3 separate regions of the Homo sapiens genome follow, and regions 1 and 3 are each linked to region 2. A link is a contact called in ENCODE Hi-C or POLR2A ChIA-PET data. All regions are on one chromosome and are shown on one strand. The core of a region is the stretch at or near the end of the contact, and the rest is flanking DNA. Distances in the headings are between cores, read along the strand shown.

What was found. Hi-C counts contacts between places; a loop is a spot of excess contacts on that map. ChIA-PET counts read pairs that join two places held with the same protein, here RNA polymerase II (POLR2A). Pooled maps may share reads with other maps.
Region 1: a pooled map shows a loop between it and region 2 (2.8-fold over the local background). The contact joins the promoter of TAT-AS1 here to the promoter of LINC02136 in region 2. A Hi-C loop is called at or near these places in 1 of 168 maps with a recorded cell type or tissue (HepG2) and 7 of 50 pooled maps. POLR2A ChIA-PET finds 5 or more read pairs at or near these places in 7 of 52 experiments (A549, BJ, GM12878 and 4 more).
Region 3: a map of K562 shows a loop between it and region 2 (1.9-fold over the local background). The contact joins the enhancer-like site here to the promoter of LINC02136 in region 2. A Hi-C loop is called at or near these places in 1 of 168 maps with a recorded cell type or tissue (K562).

Annotation. Positions count from the first base shown.
Region 1 is chr16:71,563,659-71,566,384 of GRCh38, reverse strand. TAT-AS1 (TAT antisense RNA 1) reads right to left here and starts at 1,369. Exons shown (of 3, transcript NR_103852.1): 1 at 1,263-1,369; 2 at 184-334. It overlaps TAT (tyrosine aminotransferase), which reads left to right. Exons shown (of 12, transcript NM_000353.3): 12 at 1-725. LOC124903710 (a long non-coding RNA gene) reads left to right here and starts at 1,445. Exons shown (of 2, transcript XR_007065106.1): 1 at 1,445-1,492; 2 at 1,561-2,726. RefSeq lists an enhancer at 418-949.
Region 2 is chr16:71,425,148-71,427,847 of GRCh38, reverse strand. LINC02136 (long intergenic non-protein coding RNA 2136) reads left to right here and starts at 1,384. Exons shown (of 3, transcript NR_146574.1): 1 at 1,384-1,687. TRM-CAT2-1 (tRNA-Met (anticodon CAT) 2-1) reads right to left here and starts at 1,355; the gene lies at 1,283-1,355. RefSeq lists enhancers at 815-914, 1,466-1,966.
Region 3 is chr16:71,580,633-71,583,498 of GRCh38, reverse strand. No RefSeq gene overlaps it. Among named protein-coding and RNA genes, the nearest start is that of TAT, 5.0 kb to the right of the region's middle. Within about 2 kb of position 1,583, at least 3 of the 41 ENCODE cell types and tissues checked have a DNase peak (open chromatin) inside an H3K27ac peak, as active enhancers do.

The sequences.
Region 1 (2,726 bases), core at 120-2,619, 140 kb before region 2:
GTTGGGGGTTAGGAATCTATCATAACTAGTCTAGAGATTTCTCACCAAGGGAAATTTTCCTTATCTAAAAGAGGAACTTCAGGTCTCAACCCTGCCAGTCACACCCAATTAATGTCCTTCACAAAAATAAACAGCATATGTTCCCTTTCAATTTGAGTTCAGTGAGCTCACAGCAAAATTTACCTTTTAATTTTCTTCAGCAAATCCAAGACGAATATACAAAGGATGAGATTAGATAAAGATTTCAGTTTCCCGTATGCCACCGCTGCCGCCAATTTTCCAAAAAAGCCTGGCTCCTCTTTTCCTGTTCCTCCATCCAAGCCCCCAAAGATCTCTAACCAGAAATAAACAGGAAGACTCAGTGATTTACAAAAGACATTTTAGTTTTACACGTACAGAAAATTCTACCCAGCATTACAGAATTCTTAGACTTCTTAAATTCCTGATTTTCCTTGGTATTTACATTTTGATAAGGGAGCCAATGGTTCTTCAAACATTTGAAAAGAACACATACACACTGGACAATTTCAAACGATACAAACAAACGCAACTGTCCTTCTTTCTCATTCCTGTCCTTCAGCCACCCAGTTTCTTCTCCCCTGAGGGAATCAGTTATCATTTGCTGGTCATACTTCCAGATTATACTGTGCCTATGTAAGTGTGTGTGTGTGTGTGTGTGTGTGCACTTTTCATTTTTTCAAATAAAGTATTACTCAACTTTGTAATTCTGCGCGCTCTGGAGGTCAAAGGAGGGATGGCATTGCTGGGGTGTCCCCCACATCCTGAGTGTCTCTAGATAAAAAGGAGCTACCGGGCGGCGGCTGCTTTCCACACAAGCTTAAAATTGCCAAGAGTCAACTGCCAGTTGCTTTGGGTGGTGGCGTCAGAGTGTCTTCAGATAACACGAAGAATGCGTGTAAAGATCGGAGACGGCCGGGCGCGGTGGCTCACGCCTGTAATCCCGGCACTTTGGGAGGCCGAGGCGGGCGGATCACGAGGTCAGAAGTTTGAGACCATCTTGACCAACTTGGTGAAACCTCGGCTCTACTAAAAATACAAAAATTAGCCAAGCGTGGTGACGCGCGCCTGTAATCCTAGCTACTTAGAAGGCTGAGGCAGGAGAATCGCTTGAACACCGGAGGCAGAGCTTGCAGTGAGCCGAGATGGCGCCACTGCACTCCAGCCTGGGTGACAGAGCGAGACTCCATCTCAAAAAAAAAAAAAAAAGGACCGGAAACAAGGGCTCTCAGCTGCGAATTCACCTTTTCTTTGTGTCCGAGCCCCGCCTACCGGGTAACTGGAGAGTATCAGGACTGGGTGCTACCAAGCGCCTCACAGCAGCCCCCAGCCGACACCAACATCCCAACCCTGGGCGACCCGCGGCTGCGCAGGCGCGGATGCATGTTTAGGGGGCTGCGCTAGTCAGTGCGCATGCGCCGTCGCTAGGCAACAGGACACAGCTCCGGGCGCCGGCGTAGAATCTGAGCTGCAGGTGAGGGTTAGTTCCTTTATTCGGCCTCTGCGTTCTCTTAGGATGTTACATTTTGTTTCCTTTTTCAGCCTGTCTACCCTGGTCACACCCTGCTTCGAGTTTCTCTTCCTCCTTTGCCCCCGGTTTGGGCTCTGACTGGTGGAATTGTTCCAGGAAGTTGACAAAACATCCTAGGCTTTTGTAATCACCTGTTAACCTTTCCCAGCTCTGGATCAGAAGCAGCAACTTCCATGAGTTGTGACGCAGAGCAGACAATTCTATTAGCTGGTGTTAGTTTCCAATGGTATAGCCCCTTGGAACTTTTCTCCAAAGAATCGTGGCCCTCACCGTCCGCAGTGCCTGACATTAGGATCTCTACTCAGCCAGAAAAATAAATCCACCCCCGTGCCTTTGTCAAAGACAAAGCAGGACAGTAAAGCGGTTGAGACAGGTTTTAACCAGTAATATACTAATGGAATAAGGAGGAGTCCAGCACGAACTGAACTCAACTTTGATTTGTACAAATGTTACTCAGACTTTAAAGGAAAAATGGGGAAATAGGGAAGGGGAGAGGAATGAGGGGGCGCTCAGAAGAGTGAGGGAAGTGAAAGATTACAAAAAGTGCGAAGTAGGGGTTAGTCCATGTGAAACCCATCTGGGTTTGTTAAAGGGTGTTTCTGGAAGTTAGGCTTTTATCCTCCTACAGATGCTGGGAGATAGGAGCCATATCTTAAGGTGTTGGCTGGAACAGTAAATTCCTTTGGCAGCCTGAGTTTTTTTAGGCAGGCCCTTTAAAGCGGGGCTGGAGTCATCCTAGAGATGCTACCTTGAACTGTTAGAGACTGTGTTAGAGTTTTGTTCAAGTCTGTTGAGGCCTAGTCCACAAATGGCTCAGAGGAACCTGGCTAGAGTTTGGTCAAGGAGAGAATTTTTGTTACTCCGCATATTCTGCACATTATTCTGTGTGAGGTGTTGTATTTTACGTACCCTGAAGTTTGAATTATTGCATATATGTTGGAAAAGAACTGAATTCTCAGTACATATTATTTATATCCTTATTTATTTTAAACAATTTAGGTTTATTTACAAACAAGTTTCATATAATGTTATAGAACCTGCAAATACAGATGCTCTCTATAGGCCAAATTGTTTCACAGCACCTTCCAAAGAGGCAGTCAGTCATTTGCTAAGGTTAAGGTTGAAGCTGTATAGGAGGTGATGCCCAATTCCTCAAAGAAAACAATAAACAGAAGAA
Region 2 (2,700 bases), core at 135-2,634:
ACTCCAGCCTGGGCGACAGGGCGAGACTCAGTCTCAAAAAAAAAAAAAGAAAACTTAGAACAAGGCACACAACCACTACAGAACACACCCCCACCCCACCCACATACACAGCATTTACAACGACCATATACCTGAGCCATAAATTTCAAAGGATTTAACTTTTACAGAATATATTATTTGACCACAATGCAATTAAGATATAAATAATAAAAATAAAACTAGAATTTTCCTATTTTGGAAATTAAATATGCTTCTAAATAACTAATAGAGAATAAACTACAAAATAAATAGAAGGTATTGTAATGAAAAATATGGAAGGATTCAGCTAGAGCTAGAATCAGAGCTTGTCATTCAAGCCACGCCTCATCCCCCTCTCCTAGATCTCTTGAGGCTGGGTGCTGACTGCCTCGGTCTTCCTGGCTCTTGGAAGCTGGGTCTGGGATGGAGGCGAGGGTGGAGACAAGGCCTTTCTCCTAGCAGAGGAAGGTCGAGGAAAAAAGAGATTGGAAGTGGTCTAGGAGGCTGATTTTCATAGATGTTGCAAGAGGAATTGACTCAATTTAGCTCTCACCAGCAACGCTTAGTGTCCGTTTGCCTACATTCATGCCAACAGTGCGTGTTTTCTCATTTGTGGAGGTTTTTGTTTTGTTTTGTTTTAAAACTGCTGGAGTGCAATGGTGTGATGAGGGCTCACTGCAGCTCCGACCTAAGCGATCCTCCCACCTCAGAGGTGCTGGGACTAGAGGTACTTGCCACCACGCCTGGCTATTTTTATTTTTTGTAGAAACAGGGTCCCATTATGTTGCCCAGGCTGGTCTCTAAATTCCCGGGCTTAAGCTATTCTCCTATCTTGGCTCTCCAAAGTGTTGGGATTACAGATGTGAGCCAATGCACCCGGCCTCATTTGTGGATTTTAATTCCTGGGAGAGGGGACAATAGCAGTTCCTGTGGCTGTGATCTGAGTTTCTTTTCGTTATGAGCAAGGGTGATTCATTCGCGAGTTGACCTTACCATGTATTTTATTTACGCGGCCCTGTGGCAGGGTCCCCTGCTCCTGTACACCTGGCTGTCAGGTGATGGCACATCCTTACCCTCTGGTCCTCGAGGGGCACATCTACTCTTTACCCATAGTTCAGAGCACTTTGCTGGGTGACATCCGCATATTTGCTGCAATTGTTACTCTCTGGTCCTTGAGGGACACACCTACTCTTTGCCCATAGTTCAGAGTGCTTTGCTGGGTTACATCCGAACATTTGCTGCATTCGTAGCACAACAAAACAGCTGCCCTCTCTGAGGCTCGAACTCAGGACCTTCAGATTATGAGACTGACGCGCTGCCCACTGCGCTAAGAGGGCCTCTGCTTAGACAAGCTTGCTACCTCCTGTAAGAAAATGCCTGCAGCCCCTTGCACTCGCGGAGTCATCTACGCAAGGTCGGGCTCTGCAGGCAGCAGCTTCTGGTCTCACCCCGGGCTTGTGCGCACACCTGGGGACATGTGGGAAGGTCGCTCTTGCGGCCACTGAGCGGCCTGGCCTCAGGGAACGAGCCCCGCGCCGGGAAGAAAGCTGCCTGCCGGGAGCGCAGCCTATTGGGGACCCGGGACCCGAGCCACCGCGGCTCACCAAGAGGCGGTGGGGCCCTGCGGTGCGTGTGGGACGCCGGGCAGGCAGACTCTGAGCACGGCCAGGTGGGGACAAGCTCCGAGGCGTGACCGGGCTGGGGCGCGGGGGAAGCGGGGGATGAGCGCCTGGGTCCGGTGCAAGCGGCGGAGGGTGGCAAGAACCGGCAAGCACGGGAGAGGAGGCTGCAAGGGGTGACCCCAGCTGGGGTCCTCCGTCTCCAGGGCGACGGCCTCTTGATTGGGCGGGAGATGGGCTCTCGTGGCTGCCAAATGCAGGGTTCCAGGGTGGACTGAGGCTGGAGCGTGCGACCTCAGCCGCGGGTGGGCGTCAGGGGCGACCCCGGAGCGAGGGGTGAGTAGGGCCCTGGGGAGCAGGAGAGCGCGGCAGGAGGGCAGGAGGGCAGAGAAGGGGTGTGGGGTGTGAAATCTCCAGGCCCAGGTCTAGGTCCTGGAGTCGAGGTGGGGGTGAGGTGGAAGCAGGGAGGGAAGGTTCCAGAAGATTCTTGGACGTGAATTCAGTCGGAAAATGGAGGGAAGAAATTATGGTTGCCTTGGACTTGCCAATTCATTTATTTATTTATTTGTTTATTTTGCATCCCGCGTTTTTCTTTTTCTCTCTTCTTTCTCAAATAATCTTGCTTCCTGGTTACACATAGGCCCAGAGGGTCTATGAAGGGCAGCAGAGTCGCACTGCTGGCTCCAAGCAGGGCTGTCCAATTTATTGTCACATGAAAAGATGACAGGAATAAAGGGTGCGGGGAGGGATGGGCGAGTGGATGGGTGGGTGGAGGGAGCTCTCCCCATCTCAAGATTCCCTTCTCACTGTTTCAGGGATGTTACTGCCCCAGGGAGTCTTCACCCCATCCCATTGCCCAAAAACCATTTTGGGTAAGATGACGACCTTGAACTTGCCAGCTTACTCATTCTCTAAGACCTTGTGGCATTTTTGCTTGTTTTTACCAGATAACCAATCATATATTTCACTACCTGATAGGACTAGTCTCTTCTACCCCCCCCCCCCCCCCAACACACACACACCTGCTCTTCTGATCGGGGTTTCGGTGCTCCTTTGGGAACTG
Region 3 (2,866 bases), core at 334-2,833, 160 kb before region 2:
TTAGGAAAATGTTCACAATATATTGTAAAATGAAAACCACGGAATACAAAACTCTGTATATCTAGAAAAAAGTAGAAATTTCAAGATGTTAATTGTGGGCAAAATGGTTCACAGTGGTTATCTCTAGGTGATGGCGCTATTTCACAAATACTTTTCTATCAGAAAGTGGAAAGGTAGTTGTGAAGGGCTAAGGGGAAATTGAAGGGGGAATTCGTGCTTAATGGGTGTAGAGCTTCAGTTTTACAAGATGAAACAGTTCTGGAGATCTGTTGTACAACAACGTGAATAAACTAAACTGTACATTTAAAAATGTTTAAGTTGGCTGGGCATGCTGGCTTATGCCTGTAATCCCAGTACTTTGGGAGGCTGACGTGGGAGGATCACTTGAGGCCAGGAGCTCAAGACCAGCCTGGACAACATAGCGAGATCCCGTCTCTACGATAAAATAAAAAATTGGCAGGGCGTGGTGGTGTGTATCTGTAGTTCTAGCTGCTCTGAAGGCTGGGGTATGAGGATCACTTGAGCCCAGGAGTTTGAGGCTGCAGTGAGCTATGATCACACCACTGCACTCCAGCCTGGGCAACAGAGCCAGGCCCTGCCTCTTAAAAAAAGTTAAGATGGTAAATTTAATGTTAAGTATTTTTTTTTACCACAATTAAAAAATTTTAAATACAAAATGGCAAACAACAATTTTATACTTAAGAAAAAAAAAGGCCAGGTGTGGTGGCTCACACCAGTAATCCTAGCACTTTGAGAGGCTGAGGCGGGTGGATCACCTGAGGACAGGAGTTCGAGACCAACCTGGCCAACATGGTGAACCCCTGTCTCTACTAAAAATACAAAAAATTAGCCGAGAGTGGTGGTGGACACCTGTAATCCCAGCTACTTGGGAGGCTGAGGCAAGAGAAACGCTTGAACATGGGAGGCGGAGGTTGCAGTGAGCTGAGATAGTGCCATTGCACTTCAGTCTGGGCAACAAGAACGAAACTTTGTCTTAAAACAAACGAACAAACAAAAAACGAGTGTTTCTACACTTTACTGGGTCCTGACTTCCCTGTAAAGTTTATCTGGCATCAGGAAAGCTTCCTAAGTAGACTTGGGTCCTCTCACGTTCTCTCTGTCTGCATTTTTTTTTTTTTTTTGAGACGGAGTCTCGCTCTGTCGGAGCACTTTCGGCTCACTGCAAGCTCCGCCTCCTGGGTTCACACCATTCTCCTGCCTCGGCCTCCAGGTGGGACTACAGGCGCCCGCCACCATGCCAGGCTAATTTTTTTTTTTTTTTTTGTATTTTTAGTAGAGACGGGGTTTCACCGTGTTAGCCAGGATGGTCTCGATCTCCTGACCTTGTGATCCACCCGCCTCGGCCTCCCAACGTGCTGGGATTACAGGCGTGAGCCACCGCGCCTGGCCCTCTCTGTCTGCTTTCTACCGAGGGAAAACATTAGCTACAGAAGAGCGCATGACCAAAACTTGTTTGCCTTGTCTGTTTTTCCTTCTGATTTAGGTTTCGTTGTCAACTGCCAAAGCCGAGGCGAGGGTGTGTCCATGGTGATGACCTTCTGGTACAGCAGCTCTTGTCCCCATCACACACCCCTTGGCCTGCAGATTCTGCGTCAGCGGCACTATTTGCAGGACAACCCGCCAAAATTTTGTGCTGCTTGCTGTTTTTTGATCTGTAAACCTGAGTCTCAGCCAGTCAGGTTGACACAGAGGAGACTGGGCCAGTGATCTCAAAGCAGCTGTCTTGTTGCTTTGCAGTGGCTTCCTAGGCCAAAGTCCTACCTACGAGAAAGATGAGTCCCCTTGTAGACAGACGGGTGAGGGACATGAACAGACAATTCACAAAATGGGAAGAGCAAAGAAACATGAAACATGACCACCCTCGCTAAAATAGAGGGGACAGAGTTAACAGAAATAACAGCAGCACTTGGATACCATTTTTCCTCCATCAATCAGTTTGGCAAAGATTTTTTTAAGAAAATAATTCCCAGGGTTTGCAGACAATTACTGATAGAAAGGTAAATGGCCTTTTTTAAAGCAATGTGGCTGTGTGTATAAAAAACTGTAAGAATGTTCATTCTGGAATAGCATATGCCAGAAAGAGAGTCAAGAAGATACAGGAATTTAGTACAAAGTGACATTTTAAGTAAGGAAGAAGACAGATTTCCTTTTCTGGCTGTATTGAGGACAGGATAACCTAGAAAATCTTCCATTACAAAAATATTTAGACATACTTGATAAAATATAACAAAATGCCTGAGCTCCCAAGATAAAAAGGGAAGACCCCAGGGGTCACAACCTATAAGGGAATAATCTAAGTCTCCTGGTTTAATGTCCAGTTGGAGACAGGACACCAATCTTACAGGCTGTGTAAATGTGGGAGGGGGAGTTGGATCCGTGTCTCCTTGAAAATCTGAACCTTGAGGCCAGGTGCAGTGGCTCACGCCTGTAATCCCAGCACTTTGGGAGGCCGAGGCGGGAGGATCACTTGATGTCAGGAGTTCAAGACCAGCCTGGCCAATATGGTGAAACCCCGTCTCTACTAAAAATACAAAAATTAGCCGGATGTGGTAGTGTGTGCCTGTAGTCCCAGCTACTCGGGAGGCTGAGGCAGGAGAATGGCATGAACCCGGGAGGCGGAGGTTGCCGTGAACTGAGATAGCGTCGTTGCACTCCAGCTTGGGTGAGGAGGGTGAGACTCCGTCTCAAAAAAAAGAAAAGAAAATCTGAACCTTGAGTGACAGAAATCAGTCATAGTAGCCTTCTCACATTGAGAAAAATCTGATTCTTACTTGATCTCTTTTAAAGACCAGTGGTCTCAACCTCTGACAAAGATTCTCTGATTGACCAGACTTTTGTCAGGCTT